Regions from separate parts of the Mus musculus genome. Here all the other regions are linked to region 1. A link is a loop called in an ENCODE intact Hi-C map of the cell type or tissue named here. Cell type or tissue: heart. All regions are shown on one strand.

Region 1 (4,000 bases):
AGAGCATGCTAATTACAAAGAAAGGAGTCAAATGGCTCCGCTTGTGCCAATTATGTGCAACGCCGAGGCCTCAGCGCCTCTGACACAGACAAAAGTCACACGGGAGCTGCTGCATGAAATGATGTGTGTGTGTGTGCGGTTGAGGTCATAATGCATGAAGCCCCACACCACACAATCTCGGCATGGCGGTACATGCCTGCAGTCCTAGCACTTGGGGGACAGGAGGCCATCCTTGGGTACGTAAGTTTGAGGCAAGCCTTGGCTACATGAGACCTTTTTACAGAAACAAAACGAAACGAAACCAGCTCTCTAATGGCTCTGGAACACCACAAAGTACTGTGACACTGCATGTCACCTGGGGAAGCTCCCAGGCATCTCCTGTGGGTTACTGTGGGTTTATGTGAAGCACGGAGTCTGCCCAGGCTCCCAGGGCCTCACCTGCCAGCCCTTGTCGGCAGTCCTGTAGTAAGGGTAATGTTTGGTGATGTGGGCGTAGATGCCACTTAGTGTTAGCTGCCTGTCCTGGGCTGAGGAGATGGCCTGCACGATCAGCTGCGCATAGGAGTACGGTGGCTTCGACTCGTCCTGGAGGGCAGAGTTCACATAAAACAGCGATTGGGGAGCAGGACAGAATCCCCCCACCCAGGCCACCCAAGCCCAATGCAGACCAAAGTGGCTGCTGCATTAAGTCACCCTGGAGGCCCGCCTCATCCATCCCATGCTCGCTGAACGATGGGACAATAGACGGACTGCGTCTGGTCCCAGCCGTTGGACCTTGATTTTAAGGTTAACCTGGGTTATGGTTGAGACCTTGTTTCAAAAACCCCAAACAACAACAAAAAGAATTCAGAATAGTGCCTCTGGCCAGGTGTACATGCGGTCGCAGCATGTCTGAGTATTAGGCTGGCCTCAGCTACTGGAGTCTCTCAAAAAAGCAGTAAGCAAAATCAAGGGCCTGGGGAAATGCTAAGTGCATAAAGAGCCTGCCTGCCGTGCAAGCATCAAGACCCGAGTTTGGATCCCTGGCACCCGTGAGAAATAAAAGACCTGATGTTACTGTAATCCCAGTGACTCACTGGCTGCCTGACGTCTACAGGGGAAGCGCCAGGTACAGTGAGACTCTGCCTCAAAAGATACGGTGGAAAAGAGCTGAGAAAGACACGGTGTGGGCTAGCACTGCTGCACACATGCAAGTGTGTGCAAACAGACACATGGAGGAAGGAAAGGAACAGAAGACACCCCAAGTCCCACGTCACTGGAGAGAAATCAGGTTTTGAACCACTGAATCCTGGAGTCTCTCACTCCCCCCCCCGGCATACTGTCAGCCACCAGACAGAAAGGAACAAAGACACAGTTATTAAAAAAAAAAAATTGTCGTTGATCTGGTGGCACAGGCCAATTATCCTAACTATTGAGGAGGTGGAGGCAGGACAGTCACAAGTTCAAAACCAGCTGGGGCTACTTAGTGAGACTCTACCCCAAAATAAAAAGCAAAAAGAGGGTTGGTGGTATAGGCTCTGAAGACTCACTCCTGGGTCTGATTCCCAGTACCATCAAAAGAGGGTGGTGAGTGGCACAGGCGGTGTCGCACACCTTTAATCTCCGCATGTGGGAAGTGGATCTGTGAGTTCAAGGCCAGCCTGGTCTACAGAGCAAGTGCCAAAACAGCCAGGGTGACACAGAGAAACCTGTCTTGAAAAACGTAAAGAACAGGGTGGGTAGAAAAGACAGACAAATGTGTCATTTGTCTTAAAGACTATTAAACTCTGAAAATGTCTCACTAGCGGTGGACAGAACAAGAAGTCCTGGGTTGGGGAGAGGACTCCAGCTCACTGCAATGGCAAAGCTCACGTCTGGGAACTGACATAGGTAGACGGATCCTTCAATGCAGCCATGTGCTGCAACCTTGAATACCCCAGCGGAGCCACCCTCAGGACCCTTGCTTTAGAGTCTTGGTCCCCACAGCATGTCTGAGGTCAGACCTTGGGGCTGTCTCCGCCAGACGCATCTGCTTGCTGCTCGGAGGCGGCCTTCGCAGCAAACTCTGCGGCCAGCTGAAGGTCGGAGGTCACATTCTGGACAAAGCGATAACTGGATGACCCAGCCCCTCGAGGACTTGCTGGACAGGAGTTGGGGACACTAAAGAGAAGAAAAAAACACAGTCAGTCTGAGACCCTGGGAGGAAGGGCTCTGGGTGAGAACCCTGTCTCCAAATCACCACGGATGATGGGTGGAGGTGTTATTTCTGCCCTACTGGCAACAACACTGGGCGATCAGCTTCAGGAAGCTGGAGAAACACAACCAAAGGACCCAAGAGAGGGCAGACAAGCTTTACTCCTCTGAGGCCAAGGCCAAAGCTGTAGGTAGCCGAGTCCCCAGGCCAAGAGGTTCTAATAAGCAAGAAAGGAGTAGCCTCAGCTGCTTCAGCAAAGGCACGCTGCTCTGGCTGTGAAAGCATGGCTAGCATAAAAGTGACCACAAGATGGCGCTCCGAGAACAGGCTTGGATGGCAAGTAACTCCACAAGAGGGAATTTGAAACAGATGCTGTGGAGGGGAGTGGGGTGGCGGTGAGGCGGGTTGTGGGGAGGTCTGCTGGCTGGCAGAAGAGGAAGCACATAGATTTCTCAGCCCTGGGCCATCAGCTCCACTGTGACCTACCACCGCTAGGGCAGCGCAGCTGTGGGCTGTGCATAAGAGAACCCGGCCAGCAGCACCTGGAACCCAGGGCTTTGGCTGGTTGGCTGATGAGTGAGCTAAGTGAATAGGAGAGGTTCTAGTAGGCCCATTAGATGGCTCAGCATGGGAAGATGACTGCTGCCAACGCAGGCCACCTGAGTCCAACCCTGGGGATCCACATGGCGGAAGAATCTGAGTGCCCCCCCACCCCACCAGGCTGTCCTCTGACCTCCACATGTAAACTGTGGTGCAGACAGGAGGCACACTCCTGCGTGCACGTGCGCGCACACACCCCCCCACACCCCAAATAAATACAATGCAACATAAAAGTTAAAAAATAAAACCTTTCAAATAAGGAAAAGTAACCCAACTCTGAAGCCGGTGGGGGCCTTGTTACTGTTCTGTACCCTGCCTCTGCCCTCACCCAGGAAGCCTGTCACATCATCCCACCAACACTGTGGCTGCAAATGACAAGTGTCAGGCCACCGCTCTCTGGCATGGCTGCCCTCTGCCTGCATAGTGTCCCTCAGGCCTGGGGTGTGACCCTGTGGGTGGCTGCTGGTCCATCTCCCTCTTCCTGAGAGCTGCTCAGGTCTCAGCAAGGTCAACAAAAGCTTGCTGAGGCCTGGTGGCAGGATGGACTCCTTCTGGGGTCACGACCCTTCTGTAGGAAGGAGGGGTGCACACCACATAGAACCCTAAAGTCTCTAGTTTAAGCGTTCATGTTCTCTTCACCTTCTGACCACCTCAAAAACCTGGTAATTTCTGTTGGTAATTTCTGGTGGCCTCCTCCCCGCCTCGTGTCCGCAGGCCCAGCCAAGGCTTGGCTACACAGAGAGTCCGGTGGGCAAGCTGAGAGGCCTTGCCTAGAGCAGGGAGACCATGAATTTCTCTGTGGTTCTTTTTCTTTTTAAAGGGGGGTCTTGATATGTAGCTCAGGCTGTTCTCAAACGCACCATCCTCCTGCCGCATTCTTCTGAGTGTATCGCACGTCTGGCTTGAATTTGATTCTCTTTTCCTATCATGAAGCCTAGGATGGACGGGAACGCCCAGCATGGCCGTGTGTGTGTGTGTGTGTGTGTGTGTGTGTGTGTGTGTGTGTGTGTGTGTGTGTGTGTGTGTGTGTGTGTCCTAGGCATGCACACCACACCAGTCTGAATTTAATTCTGAATCTAAAATATAATCCCGATTTTACTCCAGTGTCCACACATGCAAAATCAGTTTTCTCTGTGCATAGCACTCCTTGAATGTCAGCACGCAGGAGGCAGAGGCAAGCAGATCTCTGTGAGTTCGAGGCCAGTCAACGCATGACAGTAAGACCCT
Region 2 (4,000 bases), 1.6 Mb after region 1:
AAGGTCTTCTCCTATCTGTTAATCCACTATGGTAACGGCCCAGCCAGTGGAAAGTCTCTTAGTTGGTTCCCTCAACTTAACAATCAAGATTAACCAAAGCAGACCCCACTCCTCTATTCTGCTGTGACACTGAGAACAAACCTTGGCTGGAGTCTGACACGTGTGGAATGAGGAGGTCACACGTGGCTGATGGATGGTGCTGCTCAGGCTTCCGTGGGAATGAGGACAGAGGGCAAGCCTGGAACCTGCATAGCCTCAGACTCTCTCCCTCCAGTCTTCTGAATGTGAAGGTGCTGGTGATCCTGGGACTCTGCATTTCTTGGAAATATGGATGTGGGTGGGGTGTGGGGGATGTTCATGTCATGCAGGTGTGTGGAGATCAAAGACAACATCGGGTATCATTTCTTAGGCACTTCCCACCTTGTTTTATTGAGACAGGGTCTCTCACTGTTCCTGAAACTTGCCAATTGAGCTAAACTGGCTGCTCTATCTCTACCTCCCCAATGCAGGATTAGAAGTGTTCCCCATGATGCCCTGCTTTTTATATGAGGTCTAGAAATCAAACTTAGGTCCTCATGCCTGTGAGGCAAGTGCTTTATTGACTGAGCTATCATCTCCCCAGCCCCAGAATCCAGGTCTCTAATAGGCATCTGGGAGGTGCTGCCTATCGATGGAGCTCTCACTACAAGCCTGTCCTGGAACATGAAGCCAGCCAGCCCAAGCAGAAGGGTCAGAGGACCAGAAAAGGCTTAGACAGCATTCTCAAAGCAGTCTTTGGTCCTAGGCCTGCCTGGCTGAGCCAGGCTTTAAACATAAACAATACAGGGCTGGAGAGATAACTCAGAAGTTAAGAACATTGCCTGCTCTTCCAGGGGTCCTGAGTCAGTTCCCAACAACCACATGGTGCATGGTGGCTCACAACCATCTGTAATGGGATCTGATGCCCTTTTCTGGCATGCAGGTGTACATGAAGATAGAGCACTCAGACATGAAAAACATAAATTACAACACACACACACATACACACACACACACACACACACACACACAAGCAGTACAGTCGAGGGAGAGGCCTAATAGTCACAGAGTACCCAGTTCTCAACCTGGTATTAATAGATACAGTAATGGTGGGCAGTGTCCTCTCTCCTCAGGCTCCCAAGCTTCGGTTTCTCCAGCTGCCCAGTGAAATGGTTTAGTGAAACTAGCTAGGGGGTCTCTAAATTCTGCCGGCTTCGCACGCCATTACAGAGCTTACACAAATGTCCCTCCAGACCTTCCCAGGCCTCAGAGTCCCACCTGTCAGTTCATGGTGGACAGAGACTTGCAAGGGCCAAAGTCACAATCAGTTAGTGGTGTAAAATAAGGATAAGAAGTTAGGTTGTGCCCCTGCCTGGCCTACACTGGGCACAGGCAGGTATGGCCCTGTGATGTGCAGGAAAACAGGAGCGTCAGGACATCCCCAGAGAATAGGTGTTGACTTTATAGCCAAAGAGAGGGCTGAGACATGGACAAAAGGGTTAGTTATAACCACAAATAAAACATAGATAGATAGATAGATAGATAGATAGATAGATAGATAGATAAACTCTGCTTCATTAGGGCAGGGTGTGAGAAAAAAAGGAAGTTCTGGACTTTCCCTGGCTATTGGAATATTTTATTTTATTTTATTTTATTTTATTTTATTTAGTTATTTGATATATATGATGAGTACAATGTAGCTATCTTCAGACACACCAGAAGAGGGCATCAGATCCCATTACAGATGGTTGTGAGCCACCATGTGGTTGTTAGGAATTGAACTCAGGACTTCTGGAAGAACAATCAGTGCTCTTAACCTCTGAGCCATCTCTCCAACCCTGTTGGAATATATTCTAGATTTCAGTTATATCGGCTGGAGGCTGGATAGGACAACCTAGCCTGAGAAATACCTGGAGGGGGCTCCTGAGGCTTGAAGCCTGAATTGTAAGCTAAGCCCTAGCACAAGTAGCTGGACTAGGCCCCTGGGAGAGATGGGGATGGGACAGGTTTGCTCCCCCAGAGCCAGCTGAGGACTACTGTTCAATCTGGGAGGTTTGCTGATGTTGATGAATGGCCCTGTGCAGCTGGTCTTTCAGGAGGCCTAGGCCGAATCTGATGGGTGGTGGCTGGATGATGCCAGAGAGTCTCAGCCTCATTGTTCCCCACTTATACAGAGAGAGAGGTGGGGGTAGACTCTGTAGCGTTCTCATCTACAGCTGTCTAGCCCAGTGCTTAAGATGCTGGTCACACCTGTCAGGTTCTGGGGGAGCAAACCTAGGTAGGTGCTAATGAGAACAAACAGCAGGCTGCAAGCAGAACTCAGAAAAGATTTCTCCCAGTGCCCAGGACACAACAGAGCTTAGCAGTTTCTGTGTGTGGCGTGAGCGACCTCTGGTGGTTATAAATAGAATTTCAACCAGCGACTCCCCAACTCCTCCAAGGTTCTCTAGGGGAAAGTTGGGCCACCAGTGAGGGGAGCAGGAATTTCGCTGGTGCCTGAGGACCTGGCAAGGATGCCTAGGTGTGAGACCACATCCTCTCCCAGTCAGAAGGCTATTCATTCATTTACTCATTCATTCCTCCAGCATTTACTGAGTGCCCAGCATGAGGGATAGCTGGAAGAACATCATGACAGAACGTGCACCTAAGAGAGAATGGGAAATGAGTGTGTACATAGTAGGTACTTTTTCAGGATGGCAAGATGATCAGTAAGTACAGACTCCTCCTGCCAAGCCTGAAGACCTGAGATTAATCCCTAAGACATACATGGTCAAAGAACAGAACAAACTCCCAAAAGTTGTCCTCTGACATCCACATGAGCTCTGGAGCACGTGAACGCAGATCTACACATGCAGACAGTGTTTTATTGTCAGAAAGATGATACTCTCAAGCCTGGCATGGTGGCAGAACTGTGTAACCTCAGCACTCTGGGGACTGAGGCAGGAGGATCATGAATCAACTAAACCAAAAATGTCCAGGCCTCAGGAAAGGGACAAGAAGCCTGGACTGGAAAGGACAAGGAGACGAGGCTCAAAGGCAAGTGAGTCACCATCTGAGAAAGGGAAACCATTTGCTATGTGTCCCACAGAGATCAAAGTGGCAAACACATGGTATATTCATCCCTGGGCCCTGAAACATCTCAGTGCCCAGCCAGCATTGCCAGGAACAGGCCGTCCCCTCTGCCCAGGTCACTTGCAGCCCCAGCATGGGTAGGATCTGCTGGCCTCCATCCCCAGCTCTGCCCAGAGGCCTGGTTCTCAGAATACTCCACTGGTTCATGGAAACAACCCAGTATCAGCTCTTCTGAACAAGAGGACCTGGATTTTCACCATCTCCCAGTGTACAGCGATGCTTCCGGGCACTGCCTCAAGTGGGTGTCACGTTCTCGACGTCACCAGTTGTCACCATCTCACGGGACTAGGAAAGAGCTCGAGTACAACCTGTTCCTACGACTAGTTGGTGGCAGAGATCAGGGAGACCAGGGAATACTTGATTCCCTGTGATGTCACCATGTGTGTGATGTGGCCTTAACCTCAAGGCAGAGATTCATAGTAGACAGATATTCTGCACAGCAGCAAGTTAACTGTTGACTGAAAAAAGAAAAAGTAAAATACAACTTTGCTGTTAGAAAACCGCACAGAAGCTAAACCTGGAAGTGCAGGCTTAATTACTATTCCAGCTACATCTAAGGTAGGAGGATTACAAACATCTTCCTGGGCTGCACAGTGAGTTCAAAGCCACCCCAGACCACTACATGAGACCCTAACTCAAAGCTTTAAAGCGAAGGCTGGCATGATGCCTTAGTGTGTAAAGGTACATGCCACCAAGCTGATGATCTAAATTAGATCCTAGAAGCTACATGGGAGATGGAGAAGACCAACTCCTGAAAGCTGTCTGCTGATGTCCATATGCATGCTGTGAGTGCTCTCCCCACCCCTAAATAAATATTGAAAACTAAAATGAAGAGCTAGTGAGATGAAAG
Region 3 (4,000 bases), 1.2 Mb after region 1:
CGGATGTCACTCATCGTTAACAAGACTCTGCGGTGCAGACTCAGATAGGAATCAGCTCATGTTTAATCAGTGCAATAGGACGCGCTGGGCGTTCTTTGAAGCCACAGTGGCTTACGGCTCAACTTTAAAGGTTTTTCCAGTGCTCCGATAAAATTTTAAAAAAGAAGAAAGAAAAAAAAAAGCAAGAAAAGAAAAGAAAAATGCAACACACAACACACAAGGCGCTTTCTCCAGCTTCTCAGCTACTCGGTATCTGCGCGCTCCGATTGCAACGCGGATTAGAAACACACCGCATTAACCCCTTAACTGCCTCCAGACCTAGCGACCCGCAGTCCTGGCCAGGTGATTCAGAGAGTAGGGAGCCCTAAATGCTCGCCAAGTTCCAAGCACTGCGCCGAGGAGCACCCACAACCCCGAGGTGACTCCATGCCACAACCACAAAGTCTACCTCAGGGAATCCACCCCAGGTGGCGCGCACCCCAAGAGTCCACCCCAAAGATGCTCATTCAATACAGCACTCATCTATAGAATCCATCCAAAGTGTGAGCACCCAGGGATCCGCTCAGGGTTGTCTACTCCAATACTATCTATCCATCCCCAATGTACACCCCAAAGATATCTATCCCTAGCCCACTCAAAGCTGAATATACCCCCACAGGAGTGTCAACCTTAAAATCCACCATGTGTATTCATATAATCTAGGAAATGATCACTCAGTCTATCCCAGGAGTGTGAATTCTAAAATTTCATGCTCCCAAGGCCTAGCCCAGATGTGTCCATCTCTAAAGTCCACCCCAGGGATGTTCAATCCTAATACAGTCTATCCCAGGTGATGCCCACTCCAAGACTCCAGTGTGCACCTCCACAGCCCAGCCAAGGGGTATGCATCCATAGTTCACCCCAGAGGTGTCACCCCAAGACTGTGTAACTCTCTATAGCTCAGCCCTGAGGTATCTACCTGCAAAGTCACCTCAGTGATGTCCACCCCTAATATAGTTCACCCCAAAGGTGTCACCCCAAGACTTTGCAGCCCTGAAACTCAGTCCAAAGGTATCCACTCATAACATAGCCCATCCCAGATGGTGCCCACAAAGTATACCACAGGGTGTCACCCCTCAAGCTCAGCTCATAGGTGTCCACTTGCAAAGTCACCTCAGAGATGTCCAGTCATAATGCATACCAAGTGGTGCCCACAAAATTCACCCAAAGGTGTCACCCAAGATTGTGTACCCCTAAACCTCAGCCCAGAAGTATATTACTTGCAAAGTCACCTCAGGGGTTTCCACTCATATAGTACATCCCAAAGGTGTGACCCTAAGACTACACAGCCCTGAAACTCAGCCCAGATATACCCACTCACAACATAGTCTATCCCAGGTAGCACCCACAAAGTACACTGCGGGTTGTCACCCCAAGATTGTGCACCCCTGAAGCCCAGCCCATAGGTGTCCACTTGCAAAGTCACCTCAGAGATGTCCACTCATAATACAGACCAGGTGGAGCCCACAAAGTCCACCCCTGGGGTGTCACCTCTGGCGGCGCGCGCTTCAGGAGTCCACCCCGGGACTGCGCACCCCTAAAGCCCACCCCGGGAGGCACCCACAAAGTCCACCTCGGGGGTGTCTCGGCGGTCAGGCCCGCACCTACCTTGCGCCAGCGCCCGCAGCAAGTGCAGCTGGAGCAACAGCAGCGCCCACCACCCGCGGCCCGGCCTCAACTTTGCCGCCCGCCGGCCCGCGCCCGGCCCGGGGGTCCTGGGCGCTGCGCGCAGCCCTGGGCACTCGGGGTCGCAGTGGTGACCGGTCCGGCTCCTCCGCGGCCGCCCGGGCCCCGCTCGCTCAGGGGGCGCCGCGACTCCGCCGCCCGCCACCGAGGGCCGGGCGCGGGCCATGCCGCGGAGCCGCCACCCCCGGGCGCCGCGGGACGGGCAGGGCGGGCGGGAGCGCGCAGACCCGCTGAGGCAGCGGCGAGCGCCGAGGGGCGGCGTCCGGGCTCCGATGAGCAGCGAGCCGGGTCGAGGAGAAGTTGTCAGCGAGCGAGGAAATGCCCAGCACGTCGCCCCCGCTCCTCGCAGCCGCACAGCGCCGGCCCCGCAGCGCTCTGTGAGGGGAGCTGAGCAGAACGCCTCTGCCGCCGCCTCTGCCGCCGCCGCCCCCGCCCGGCGCTGAGGAGAAAGTGCGCCCGCCCGCGCGCCGGCTCTCGCCTCGGCCGCCGCGACCGCCGCGCCCCATTCACAGCCCGGCCGCACGCGCCGCCCGCGCCCGCCACCCGCATCTGATTGGCCGAGCCCGGCGGCTCTCGCGCCTGGGACCCGCCCCCACGGCGCTCGCTTGTTTTCAAACTCGCCGCGCCCGCCCGCTTGCAATTTCGTGCCCGGGCCCAGAGCGACTTCCCGCGCCCGCTGCGCCCCCTAGGGACCCGCGGCGGGGATTGCAGCCGGCGCGCCGTCTCGGCACGCGCTTCCCCGGCGGGCTTGTCTGCGGGGCGTGCTCAGGCGGGGCGGTGCCTGCTCCCTTGCCGGGAGACCCCAGGGGCTGAGCTGCACGTCCCGCGGGTGGGACGACACCAGGTGTGGCGGCCCCCTGGCACCGCAGTCCCTACTGAGCCCGAGGGACTAGGGATCGGAGGGCCAGTGGGCACGCCCCTCCATGCGTCCCGGGAGCCTTCCTGCTTCCAGCCAGGGACTCTGATGCTGGGGTGGTTCCGAGCCAAGTTGCTGTCATTGCAAAGGAGAAAGGCGCGCGATCGAGTTTTCAATTCCCAGCAATCAGAAGCACCGTGGGGCGCAAAGACGCAACCTATTCTGAGGAGTGGACATGGCTTTGGAAGAAGTGTCCAAGGTCATGCGTGGCCAGCAGGACCACAGTACAGGGTACTTCCCGCTGTGCGTGGGAGGATTTGGAGGAAGGACCTGCAGCGTCAAGGATCGGACATCCCAGGGCCTGGGGAGTCTGCAGGGGTGGAGAGGTCGGGATGGGCGCGGACCCTCAGCAGCATGTGGTAACCATTAGCTGAGTTTATAGGGTGAACTAAGCACGCTGGAGCCTAGAGGCTGGGACTTTTGTGAGAGGGAAACTGGAGAGAGAGGCGGGTAACAGTCCAGTCTTGCGTTTTTAGGAGTTATCGGAGAGCTTGTGATGGAGTTTGAGTGAGGTCATATATGACTAGAAGGCCAAAGAGACAGCGAGTGTGCCCTGCCAGGGGCTGGCTCCCTAGGAAGTGTGTTGTGTCAGCTTACAAGTACTTGTGATTGATGATTGTCCCTGCTAACAAAAAGCCCCAGGCAAGGGGCTGAGACTCGTGAGTTAGCGCTAATTCCTGTTTGCAGAGTCCCTGTACTGAGCTGCCTCTTGACACATCTGCCTGTGTTAACAGTTAAGGAAAAGTGGGGAAACTGACGCCCAGATAAAATTGGTGGGTTATGAGCTCTATCTGAAGACCCAGTCTCTGCCTTTTGCCCTTTCCTACACATGCTATGAAAAAGCAAAGGAATAAAAACTGCATCTAAAATATTCACTGTTCTCTGGGGCGGGGGAGGGGGGGTGCGGGGGGAGGCAGGGCTTCTAAATGGGCAATGGTTGCTAGGTAAAAGAAGTGTCCCCTCAGCGATGGCACCCCGAGAACAAGTGGATTCTGGCAGGAGTGGAGGAAGGTGGTATTTGTAAATTTCTGTTGCCAACTATGTGGATTTCTACAAGCTTACAGGCTTATGTAAATGCCAAGAGAACGATAAATGAGCAATGTCTGCTGTGCTAGGGGGTGGGGCACGACGCGGGGACACTGGACTCTGGGAGGGTCCAGGCAGCATCACCTCCCCCACCAAACTGCTGTCACTGGTGTTTACAAACGTGAAGTGACCTCTAAGGTCAAGGGTGCAAATCTTGCCCTCTCCTCCTTTAAGCACCCCTGCCTTGCTCAGAGATGGAGGGTGGAGTGGGGGCAGGGGCAGGGCGAGGTTGAGTATGTACCTGCGAAGCAGTTTTATCTGACCTGGTGGGCT
Region 4 (4,000 bases), 81 kb after region 1:
AGCACCACCCACAATGGGCTGGGCCCTTCCTTATCAATCACTGAGAACCTCACCTGCAGCCTCGCCAGCCCACATGTAATACAAATGAATGTCTCCTGTACTTTGTCAGCTGCTGTCCACTTACCTTTTATTCTGAGACTGTCTCTTGTTGGTCTGGAACTTGTCAGTTATAGTAGGTTGACCAGCGAGGGGTTATAACCATGATTCACAACACCAGGATGCTTTTAAAAGGTGGGCTCTGGGGCTTGAACTTGGGACTCAACTTTGTAAGGTAAACATTTTAACTGACCTACCATCTCAGCCCAAAATTTGCATACTGATCAGTGTGGGAGTTTGACCAGCTCTGTTTCCAACTTGGCCCATTTATTTCTCCTTTAAAATATCTGGTGCTTCTCTGCTCCTGGGAGGTTACCATTTTGATTAGTGGGGATACCTGCTCAGGAAAGCACAGAACTCCTGGACTCAAGTGATCCTCCTGCCTCAGCCTCCAGAGTAGCTGGTGTGTGCCACTGAGCCTGGCTCAAATTTTGCATGCCCAAGTGTGGAGAGCCGTGAGCAATTGCCATCATGAGCCTCTGCTGTGCCTAACTGGTAAACAAGTAATGTGCGCAGGTGCAAGAGTAAATTCGTGCCAAGTCACTGCCTATCCCGGGGCGTAGTAATGGGATGATGAGTGAGCAGCTAATCAGGAGCTGACACGTCACATGGAGGGGTATATAAGCAGCATCATTTTCCTTGTTCGGGGTTCTTCTTCTTTGGCCTATGCAATCAATGCTCTCCCAATAAACGTGTGCAGAAGGATCCTGTTGCAGCGTCGTTCTTCCTGGCCAGTTGAGCGCGTGCAAGACCCAAGTCTAAACTCCCAGTTTACTTATATGAGTAAATTTGGAGATAGGGTCTCTACAGAAGTGATTCAGGAAAGATGATGTCACCACTTAATTCAATTTTCCTGGTATAAGAGGATTGGGAGGCAGAGGGGGACCCTGTGAGGATAAAGGGAGGAAAGAGCAAATGCCAGCCCAAGAGACAGGCTTCAGTGGGGCCAACTCTTCGGACCCCAAGATATCCAACCTGCAAAACGGGAAGAGAATGAGTCTGTGGTGATGATCACAGTGGTCCACGCTGCCTGCTGAGAGCTGTTCTGTGGATTAAGTAAAAAACTGGGGCCAGTGCAGGGAGGCCTCATGGGATTCCTCTATGACAAAATGCCAGCCATTGTGCCTCTCCCATTTGGGACCCAAAGTGGAATTATCTGATTCCCAGTGGAATTAGAGGGGCTTTATAATGTTATATGACAGACTTTTTCTAGGGAGACGTAACACACACACACACACACACACACACGTGTGCCCACTCACCTCAGAAAGGGAATCTACAACAGACCAAATCAAGGGCCATACCAAATTGCAATCTGGTGAACCAATGAGTTTTTTATTGGGGTCACTTACAAGACAGATGCCATCACTGAAAACTCAGACCATCTAGATGAGTAGCAGGCAGCTCCACCTTCTGAGAAATCTTGCAGTTTCAGCTGACCAGTCTCTTCCCCAAGCAGCTGTTTCCTAATGCTATAAAGCTGAGGAGGGGCCTTTCACAATCTTCTAACTTGCCATTTCTCCAGACATGTGATGCTGTTTTACCTCTGGAATCTCCTGAGCCTCTACCTCCTCCTGCCTCAGCCTCCCAAGTGCTGGGATTGCAGGTGTATTACCAAGCCAGAATACTTGTTTATCTCGTTAAATCTTTTTAGAACAGGGTACAAAGGGCCGCTGAGAAGGCTCAAGTGGGTAAAGGTGCCTGGTGATCGGACTTACATGGTAGACGGAGAGAACTGGCTCAAGTAAGTTGTCTTTTGACCATCACAATAATTGACAAATAGATGTTTCAAATACTAGTATAGTGGCATAAAGTTTACAAAGGCAGCAACTTAAGAACCAGCCGGCTATTTAACAATCAGCATTAGGTGCCTGGACAGCAGCTCGAGTGTTCAGTAGGCTCTCATAAACACAATCTCGAAGACTAAGTGCTATAATAAAGCGCCTGTAATGTTTTAATAACTTCCTCTTTGAACCGTTCATTTATGACTGACTGTGTCCTGAGTGTGGAATAGGTTACTGCCTGGACCTTCCGGACCCCTACCCGCAGAATGCGTGCTCCTTCATCCACTCATCCATCCCTGGCAAGTCACGTCTTTCCCTGAGGCCCCGCCCACCACACAGCAGCCGCCACGCTTGTGATCGCGGACCACTGTTCCCTCTCCCCGCGTGGGTCAGAAAACGGCGTGCAAGCTCAGCCGGGACACCGGAAGACGCCTGATGCGTCCCTCCGAGCATGCGCGGAGGGCAGCGGGCGCCACTAGGGGGCACTGCGGATCCCGTGGGGGAGGGGCGCGCCGCCGCGCGGGACCACGTGCGCACCACGTGGCGCCCGGCAGTCCGGGGGCTGTGGTAGGGTCGTCCAGGCAGCCATCCCACAGCCCGCGTGGGTGGCGGAAGCCGTTCTCTCCGTCTGCGCCCCGGTGCCCACTGACCTCTGACCTCCGACCTCACTGACTTAGGGTTACCCCTCGCCGCCGGTCGCGCGGTGTGTTTATAAACAGAACTCCCGGTGGGAGCGAAACCGCGGATCGCTGGATTCAGACCCAGGGGAACGGAGCCTCCGCACATGCGCACCGACGGTTGCATACGCGCATGCGCAGAGGATGGGTAGCGGCGGGTGCCTGTCCCCGCCCAGTGCGTCCTTACGCAGTGCCGGCGACTCTTCTGGGAAGTGCGGCCCGGAAGGGGCACTAGTCAGGATCCTGCCTACCTTTTTTGACCATAGTGTCTCCAGTGGACACTGTGAACTGGCAGCTGAGGACGGTGAAGAATCCGATGAGTGCAGCACAAGGAACGACGCTCATGTTACATGTGTTTTATTTCAAAAGTGGGAGGGAATTAACATTATGCGATGAGCCTTGAGGACGTTGTGCAAAAAAGGAGGCACACACCTGTAATCTAGTAGCTCGGGATGCTGAGGCAGGATGGCAAGACCAGACATATCCTGTGAGAACTTGCTTATATGAGGTTCCTGGAGTGGTAAAAGTCAGAAAGTAGGAAAGAGACCTCAGGGATTCGGAAGGAGAAAATGAAAGTGTTTAACACCTGCGAAGTGCCTTGAGTTCTGGGACTGGGTGTTGGTGTTGGTTGAACATTGTGAATGTGCTTTGTGCCACGAGACTGTGCTCAGAATCGGTTAAGGTGTCCCGGCCGTGGCTTAGTGAAGAGAGTGCTTCCTTAGTGTGCACTCCAAGACTGCATAAAGCAGGTGGTGCATGCCTGCAATCCCAGCCTTTGGGGGACAGAAGCACAAGGGTCATTAAGTTAAAGGCTAGATTGGACTATAGCAAGAGACATTGTGAAGTGTCTTGCATGTATTTCATTTCTTAGGTTGGGTCTTGTGGATACCATGCGTTCTTTCTGGGAGCTAAGCGGACATTGGTCTGTTCACTTTGTGACTCCAGCCAGCTCTAACCAGCACCAGGTTTCAGGCCCTGTTAGATTAAGTCTCTTATGTCCCTGACATTAGCCTAGGGAAGCAGCCATCCTTCTCTGTCTTCTCTGGTATGTGTCCATTTTATAAACACATGTCCCTGGTTGCTAAACACTAGGTATTTTGCAAGGAAGCAGGTGACCCACACAGGTAAGGAGTCTCCTCTGCACGGACTTTCTTTCTACTCTGGTGGAGGGCATTGTTGATGAATACAGAAAAATGTCAAGCGGCTACTGTTAGAAGAAAGGGTGATTTTAATATTTTAATTGAGCTTTTTTTTTTTGGTTTTTCAAGACAGGGTTTCTCTGTGTAGCCCTGGCTGTCCTGGAACTCACTCTGTAGACCAGGCTGGCCTCGAACTCAGAAATCTGCCTGCCTCTGCCTCCCGAGTGCTGGGATTAAAGGCGTGCGCCACCATGCCCGGCTTAATTGAGCTTTTATTCACTCACTTTGCATGTGTGTGCCTTCC
Region 5 (4,000 bases), 460 kb after region 1:
TGCTATTTCCTAAGGGTAATTTTGATACTGTTATGAACTGTAATGTAAATTTCTGACATGCAGGATATCTGCTGTGAGATAACCTGTTAAAGGGTAGTTTGACCTACAGGGTGAGAAACTCTGCCTTAGCAATGACAACCTTGATGGAAAGAAAGAGCAGAATGCTCCTGGCTACTGACTCAAAGGGGTTGGAAAGCGATCCTGAGAGTGAATGCAGAAGTGCAGGACCCAGCTGGGGCGTGGTGGCACACGCCTTTAATCCCAGCACTCGGGAGGCAGAGGTAGGTGGATCTCTGAGTTTGAGGCCAGCCTGGCAGCTTGGTCTACAAAGTGAGTTCCAGGACAGCCAGGGCTACACAGAGAAACCTGTCTCAAGAAACCAAAAAAAGAAGAAGAAGAAGAAGAAGAAGAAGAAGAAGAAGAAGAAGAAGTAGTAGTAGTAGTAGTAGTGCAGGACCCTCTGGATGGGCAGATGGGTCAACCAAGAAGTCAGTCTTCATAGAACTCAGCACAGCTTTAACTCCTTCCTTAAAATCTCAATGAAACCCAGACAGACGTAGTCACATACATCTGTAAGTCACATACATATGCAATCCAAGCAGTTGGGAAACGGAGGCAGGAGGACATTATGAGGCCCAGTCAAAGTCAAAGTGTTATTCCTCAGTGGAATTGTTTTTTGTTGTATTTTTGTTGTTGTTGTTTTTTTTTTTTTTTTTTTTTTTTTTTTTTTTTTTGCAATTTCACACAATAGTTCTATTTTCTCATGATGAGAAATAGTAAAATCTGGGAGGATGAGGGAAGTCATTGTATTTAAAACACATTAAAATGTTACAAGAACTACAAGTAGAAAAACAAACAAAACCACCCCCTCCCCCCAACCAAAGACACCTGATGATGACCAACTAGGTCCAAATACATCCCAGACCTTTTTTTTTTTTTTTTTTTTTTTAAATTTGAGACAGTGTTTTACTATGTAGCTGTGACTGTCCTAGAACTTGCTATGTAGACTAGGTTGGCCTCCAACTCAGAGAGATTCTCTTGCCTCTGCTTCCCTTTTACAGTGCTGAAATCAAGGGTATGTGTCACCATGTCAAGTCTGGGTTGTTTGTTTTTGTTTGTTTGTTTGTTGTTTTTTTAAAAACAGGAACATTTAGCATGTGAAAAATTAGCATTATAAATAAGTGGATTGTTCAATAAATCATGTGTGTAGAATGAAAACCAGAAAAAGTTGTATAATATGCCTATATTCCAGGTGAATTACATATGTTACATATGTGGAAAATTAACTACTTAAAATAAAGGTGCAAATCTATGATATTTATTTTATACCTGATAATGTTAAAATATCCAAATACAAAAGCAATTAGAAGAAAACGTAAGAGAAACAGCAGCAGACTAAACTACATAAGAATCAAACACTTCTTTGTCAAAAATAACCCACAGTGCTGGGTTGGATGAAGTTCTGTTGGTAGGGAGCACGCCCTGAGCCTTGGATTCAATCCCCGGTACTTCATAAACCAGGCATATTGGCAAATGTCTGCCATCTCAGCAAGTGGGAGATGGAGGCAGGAGGTTTAGAATTCCAAATTCATGTTTGGCTACACAGTAAATTTGAGAGCAGGCTGGGATACATGAAATCCTGATTACAGTATAAATAAATAAAATCTACAAAAATTAAGTGCAAAAAGAAAATTGGAAAAAATCAAACCAAACCAAAGCAAAAAGACTTGTCACAAATGACAGACGAAAGAAATACCCAATCCTCATTAGAAAAATAGGGGAAAGAAAGCTGACAGATCACAGCAAGAAAAGTAGAAAAAAGCTAAGCAACTTGGAAAAAACATGTCCAGCTGTGCTGGGGATCAAAAATATGTACACGTGTGCAGCTATCGGATGGAAGACACAGGTTACAACCACGAGTCTGCTGAAAACATAGGAGGTGGTCTTTGCAAACCTGAAGAATGAGATTAGTAAAAAACAAAACAAAACAAAACAAAACAAAACAAAACAAAACGATTGCCATCTGTTGTCACTGTACCTTAAGGACTGTCATCGCCCATTGCGTGGTTCAGTACCACGGACAGCACACAGAGGAGCCGGGACTGTGTTTACCATGCCAGAGACGGTCTGTGGCTGCGCCTCCTTGAGGAGAAGATGGGAATAGCACAACCTAGGCCATCTTTGTGGAAAGACATAGTAGGGAGGAAGAAAGTGCCCCTGACACTTTCTGGGCACAGCTGACAGGACTTGATAAGTAGAAGTGGATCACAGAATGTCAGGAATGGGAGGGGTGGGGGTTTGGGGAAGAGATAATTCTCAGACATGCTCAGGGAAGTGCAAGCAATGCTTGCTGCCGAAGCACAGAGAAAGCAGACCAGTAAGAGGCCGGAGACAAATATGGAGAGGCAGACAGTGGCCAGATGATGAATGGTACTGTCTCCCATGCTAATCAGCCTAGAATCTATTCCTCAAGCGACTAGTTCTACAGAGGATAGACTTAGGATAGCAAGACGGTGAGAAGATAGGCCAGCGATTGGATACAATGTAACCTTTGGGTTACATTATAATAATGTAGCCTATCCTATGAACCAAGCTCCCTGTCTTGCTGCACAGTGCTCCGTGGAGCATTTATGGCTCCCATAAAGGGGTTTCCAGAGGAGGAATTCCCTTGGCTGGGCCTAGTGTATGGTTCAGCGCAAATAATAGCACCTCCTAAAGGCGGAAAGGGACATAACACTTCCTACCTTCGATCTTAGTCAAGCCAAGCTCCCTTTAGGAATTGCTCTGCAGCAGCTCCCAGTGGCTCAATGAGGAATGGCCTTGAGGGAGGCACACAGGACAATGGGACAGAGTGGCATTCCTACTCCATCAGCAGTTGTGGAGAGGGTAAAAGGAAGTAGGTTGTGGGGGGAATGTGGCAGGAACCCTAAATAGCTTCACATAGCTAAGAGGAAGCATGTTCTGGGGCAAAGGTGACAAGTACTGCAGTAGACAGGAGGACTTGTCTGAGCATGGAAGCTGTCCAGGCGTAGCCTCCTTGGACTGCAGACTGGGGCTCGGGGAGGATTCAGTTAGAGATACACTGACAAGTCTCTGTGGGGAAGGAGAATAGCAGAGGCACACAGAGTCATTGGTCAAGCAGCTGGATGAGGAGGCTGTGTTCTTGACGCTTCAGGGACCACCAACACATAAGGGACAGGAGAGAAGATCGAGTCTATCAGGGCAAGGAGAGACAGCAAAATAAGAGGTGAAGCAGGGGAGAGATTGCTCAGCCTGTACTGGGCTTGTTAAGCAAGCAGGAGGACCTGAGTTCAATTCCCAGGACCTCATAACAAGCCAGGTGTGGTAGTCTGTATGTGCTATCCCAGTGCTGGGGAAATGAAGACAGACGAACCCCCGGGGCGCACTGGTGAGCCACTGCAGCCTGCTTGGTGAGTTCTGTAACTTGAGACCTTGTGTTCAAAAAACAAAGTAGATGACAACTGATGAATGACATCTGAGCTGTCCTCTGATCTCCACACACATGTGTACATACGTGCATGGACATCTGTAGGCATACGCTCACCCCAACACATCCATGAGTGAAAAAAGGGGCAGAGGTGGGGCCACAGGAGCAAAGAGTTCAGGATGGCTCTAGAATGGAAGGAGCAATCAAGAAGGAGGCTCAGGATGGCAAGGCTTGGCAGAGGTGTGGTGAGGCGTAACCGGGGTGTGGTAGGGGTGCGACAGGGGTGAGGCAGGATATGGCTCCAGTGAAGAATAGGGAGGGAGGGTCGGAAAGTTGTGATGACCAGCAGAGCCCTCTCCTTTAGGCAGAAGGAGCCGGAGTGAGGGAGACCTGGAGGCCGAGAGGGACTGAATGATGCAGCCACGTGATGGAGAATGTAGCAAGAGTGACCCAGGCATGGAATGAAGGACTCTAGTGACTATTTTCTAGTCTATTAATTTTTTTCTTTTGGGCCAGGGCATCACTATATAGATGGCCCACGCTGGCCTCAAA
Region 6 (4,000 bases), 130 kb after region 1:
TACATATCTATCGTTTGGCTACTATTTATTCATCTGTCATCCGTCTACTTATAATCTACCATCTATCTATAATGTATAGTCTATCATCTATAATCTATCCATCTATCATCAACATCTATCTCTACTCCATGTATGTATCCGTCATCCTTCTCGCCAGCCTGGTCATGGTGTTTCACCACAGCAAAGTAACCCAACTAAGACAGCATACATACTTTCCAATTAAACAATTGATGAAAGCATTTAGGTAAGGTGAATTAGGCAGGAATATTAGGTAGGTAGACCTCCTTCAGCTTCCATTTTGGTCTTCCACAATCCCACCCTAACTCTAACTTCCAAGCCATGCTGCTGTCTACAGTTCTGCTACCTTCTGGAATGCTTTTCCTGACTCTAAATGTTCTTGACCAAACACACCTCACTTTAGTCAACCTTGCCCCAGACCAACTTGTAAGTAATTAGACCAGAAGATCTAGGGCTGTGTTAGCTTTCTGGCACTGCGATTAAAACACCTAGAACAAGAAACGTACAAGGAGGAAAAGTCTATTTTGACTCACAGTTTCAGAGACTTCAGGCCATAGTTGCCTGGCCTTGTTATCCTGGGCTGTGGCGACACAGTACATGGCAGCCAGAGCACATGCTGGAGGAAGTCAGCTCGCCTCACGGCAATTGGGCAACAGAGAGGGAAGGGCGCAGGTGTGTGTGTGTGTGTGTGTGTGTGTGTGTGTGTGTGTGTGTACAGTCCTCCTCAAGGGCATGTTCTCCAATGACCTAACTTTATCCTGTTTGTCCCGAAGTCCTAAAGTTGCCACCAATTCCCAACAGCCTCGTCAGCTGAGGACCAAGCCAGCCTGGGATCTTTCTTTCCTTTTTTTTTTTTTTATTAAAGGATTTATTTATTTATTTATTGGTTTTCTGAGACAGGGTTTCTCTGTGTAGCCCTGGCTGTCCTGGAACTCACTCTGTAGACCAGGCTGGCCTTGAACTCAGAAATCTGCCTGTCTCTGCTTCCCGAGTGCTGGGATTAAAGGCGTGCGCCACCACTGCCCAGCTGGGATCTTTCTTTCCTGATGGTCAGTCGTCACTTGGATTGTTTTAGAGGCAGACATGGATTCCGGGCAGCAATCACCTTGCCTAAGTTGAGGCAGTAGGAAAACACTATAAGTCTCATTCCGATCCAAACCTCACATCTGTCTTCCGATTTGGGGCCATTTTGGGCCGGAAGGAGTAGTGGAGAGGGTGAGACCCGGTGGGATTCCTATGCTTGCTCCCCTGGCTTCCCGAGCAAGTAGCTACAGGCAAAAGTGAGAACGAGAGAATGAGAGGCAAACTCGTGGCTTCTGATGCTGTTCTGTCCTGCCCAGGCCAGTGGAGCAAATAGTTCAATAGTTAAAGTTGCACACTATCCCATTCTCTTTTCTTCCTACTTGAGAGCCCAGTCGTGGCACTGTCTGAGCCTGGCTTCTTGGAGAAGCCAAAGCAAAGACGCACAGAACTGAAGAACGTGAAATTCTAGCCGCAGCATCATCATGGCTAACTGTGTGACCCCAGGAGTGTCACCACCCTCTCTGGACCTCCTTTTCTTTAAGTTTGTGAGGTCATTCCACGGTCTATGGCATGGGCCGAGACGTGAGGCTGGGCAACTGACAAGAAGTGACCACAAGGTGGCAGTAGAAGCCTGAGATTTATTCTGTTGACGACACTTGGCCAGATTTATGTGAAGGGCAGTTTCAGGGGCTAAGGTGTGGGGCCACCACTTAGGGAGAGTTGGGACGCTGGAGGGGCTGGGATCAGAGCAGCCTCTGGCTCACCTCCATGATGTCTCAAGGTAACTTGATCTCTTTGTGGCTAGATGTGCCTTGTGCCTCAAGTACATGAATGGACATTGGGCTCTGTGTGTGTGTATGTGTATTTTGTAAGTTTTTTTGTTTTTTTGAGACAAGGGTTCTCTGTGTAGCCCTGGCTGACCTGGAACTCACACTGTAGATGAGGCTGGCCTTGAACTCACAGAGATCTACCTGCCTCTGTTTCCAGAGTGCTGGGATTAAAGGTGTGTACAACCACCACCTGGCTATTTTGTAAGTTTTAAAAAATAACATACTTAAAAAAATAAGTTAAGACTGTTATGGTAGAGCCTTTAATTCCAGCATTTGGGAGGCCGGAAGAAGAAGAAAAAGAGGAGGAGGAGGGGGAGGAGAAGGAAGAAGAAGAGGAAGATAAGAAGGAAGAGAGCTGGACAACACAATTGTCTTCTGGTCTCTATTTCTCCGGCACACAGCGTGCACACACACACACACACACACACACACACACACAGAGTCTGAGCCAACCATTTTTTTGTTACTGCTGTTGCTAGTCCCTAAACAATGCTGTCTAGCAACCGTTTACACAGACTTGACCTTGCATTAGTCTAAGTAATATAAAGAATACTGCAAGTGCGTGGGAAGATGGACATGGGTTCTCTACAAGCACCATCACATCTATACAGGGCCTACGTATCCACACAATGTTCGCCGAGGGTCCCAGAACTGAAGCTCCAGGCATCCCAAGGGCGACTGTATTACTGGGATTTAAATACATCGAGGAGGATGCATTTGTGGGCGATCTTGAGCTTAGCCAGGCTCAAGGACATCTGCGTAAAGGAACAAATGTCCAAATGATGCTACTTAGAGAGAAGTCCCTAGGCCAGGAAGATGGCTCAGTGGGCAGAGCTCATGTAAAGTCAACATGATAGTGCATACCTGGAATCCCAGCACTTCTAAGGCAAGATGGAAGGTGAAGGAAGGCAAGAGAATTCCTGGAAACATATGGGCAGGGTAGCCTGGTGTACACAGCGGGGCAAACAAGAGACCTGGGCTCCACCAAGGGGCAAGGACATGATTGACAGCTGAGCTTTTCCTCTGACCTCCACTCATGTGTCATGGTAAGCATGCACCCCTACTCACAGGAACACACACACACACACACACACACACAGTGTACACACACAGATAAAAAGTAAAAATAAAATACAGTACCTAAAAAAAACATCCCTTCAAGGGTAAATTTTCCGGTCTTGAAAGTCACTTTAAGATGAAGCAACGTGAGACTTAGTCTGTCCCTCAACGAGGGCAAACAAGCTAAATAGACTTTTCTAAAGTGCTGCTGGGACTCTGTCATTGCTATTCGGCTTGTCACACAGCTCTGTCAAGAAGCCTAAATTTAGATGGTTCCTTGTTCGGAAACCAGGACATTCCGTTTTTGTCCGAAAAGCAATGACACAGAATTGAATCCTGTTCAGTTGCTGTTAATTCATAAGACATTTGGATCCAGCTGAAGAAATAGAGATGTTAATTGCATTGTTATTTATAGTAGCGTAAATTAGAAAAAAAATCTAAGTGGTAAAAAAGGAGAAAATAAACTGTGGTGTAGTTAATCAAGGAATATTATGTGAACATTAAGAAGGATGGTCAGGCCGGGCATGCCTTTAATCCCAGCACTTGGGAGGCAGAGGCAGGTGGATTTCTGAGTTTGAGGCCACCCTGGCCTACAAAGTGAGTTCCAGGACAGTCAGGGCTACACAGAGAAACCTTGTCTTGAAACACCCCCCCCCCCAAAAAAAAGGGATGGTCATGGGGTTGGGAGATAGATTAGTCAGTGCCTTAGAATCCACATTGAGAAGAACCAGACAGGACTACTAATGCATGCTTGTAGTGCAATGATGACCACTGACCAGCCGACCTAGTCAAAAAACAGCCATCCCAGGTTCTAGTGCGAGACCCTGTCCCTAAAAATAAAAGAGTATTACTTTAAGGAGCAACATCTGAGATTGACCTCTGCCCCCGACCCCCCCCCCCATAAATAATATTAATAGTAACAATAATAACATTGAAAATAAAACCATAGGTTATTTATGGTGATCTATGCCTTACATGCAATTCTAGTACTTGAGAGGCTGATGCAGAGGCTGATATATGTTTCTATATATTTATATCTATATCTACATTTATATCTACATCTAAGTTTA

Evidence for each region. Peaks named below come from ENCODE experiments on the same cell type or tissue, not always from the same donor. Only the 100,000 strongest peaks of a DNase experiment are listed, where the experiment ranks them.
Region 2: a loop joins it to region 1, with 5 times the contacts of the local background. A loop is called at or near these places in 14 of 42 quality-filtered maps.
Region 3: a loop joins it to region 1, with 4 times the contacts of the local background. A loop is called at or near these places in 5 of 42 quality-filtered maps.
Region 4: a loop joins it to region 1, with 6 times the contacts of the local background. A loop is called at or near these places in 29 of 42 quality-filtered maps.
Region 5: it touches region 1 in a loop (32-fold over the local background); 6 of 42 quality-filtered maps call a loop at or near these places.
Region 6: it touches region 1 in a loop (11-fold over the local background); 9 of 42 quality-filtered maps call a loop at or near these places.

What each region holds. Positions count from the first base shown.
Region 1 is chr5:142,446,826-142,450,825 of GRCm38, reverse strand. It overlaps Foxk1 (forkhead box K1), which reads right to left. Exons shown (of 9, transcript NM_199068.2): 3 at 1,983-2,139; 4 at 439-585. Among named protein-coding and RNA genes, the nearest start is that of Ap5z1, 15 kb to the left of the region's middle. In heart, a CTCF peak has its summit at 2,486 (motif pointing right); DNase peaks (open chromatin) are centred at 1,965 and 2,535; H3K4me3 peaks cover 616 bases; H3K27ac peaks cover 1,092 bases.
Region 2 is chr5:140,845,778-140,849,777 of GRCm38, reverse strand. No RefSeq gene overlaps it. Among named protein-coding and RNA genes, the nearest start is that of Gm30804, 5.0 kb to the left of the region's middle. In heart, a CTCF peak has its summit at 2,410 (motif pointing left); no DNase peak of the experiment used is centred here.
Region 3 is chr5:141,239,740-141,243,739 of GRCm38, reverse strand. It overlaps Sdk1 (sidekick cell adhesion molecule 1), which reads right to left and starts at 2,206. Exons shown (of 45, transcript NM_177879.5): 1 at 1,648-2,206. The coding sequence starts at 1,891. In heart, CTCF peaks have their summits at 2,216 and 2,422; a DNase peak (open chromatin) is centred at 2,359; H3K4me3 peaks cover 4,000 bases; H3K27ac peaks cover 2,967 bases; H3K27me3 peaks cover 641 bases.
Region 4 is chr5:142,366,094-142,370,093 of GRCm38, reverse strand. It overlaps Gm31068 (a long non-coding RNA gene), which reads right to left. Exons shown (of 2, transcript XR_377177.3): 2 at 2,894-3,069. Among named protein-coding and RNA genes, the nearest start is that of Gm31068, 2.4 kb to the right of the region's middle. In heart, CTCF peaks have their summits at 2,109 and 2,319 (motif pointing right); a DNase peak (open chromatin) is centred at 2,743; H3K4me3 peaks cover 2,027 bases; H3K27ac peaks cover 2,015 bases.
Region 5 is chr5:141,983,308-141,987,307 of GRCm38, reverse strand. The region is part of intron 14 of Sdk1 (sidekick cell adhesion molecule 1); the gene reads right to left. Among named protein-coding and RNA genes, the nearest start is that of Gm52792, 150 kb to the left of the region's middle. In heart, a CTCF peak has its summit at 2,140; a DNase peak (open chromatin) is centred at 2,117.
Region 6 is chr5:142,317,150-142,321,149 of GRCm38, reverse strand. No RefSeq gene overlaps it. Among named protein-coding and RNA genes, the nearest start is that of Gm30998, 44 kb to the left of the region's middle. In heart, CTCF peaks have their summits at 1,442 and 1,649 (motif pointing right); a DNase peak (open chromatin) is centred at 1,649.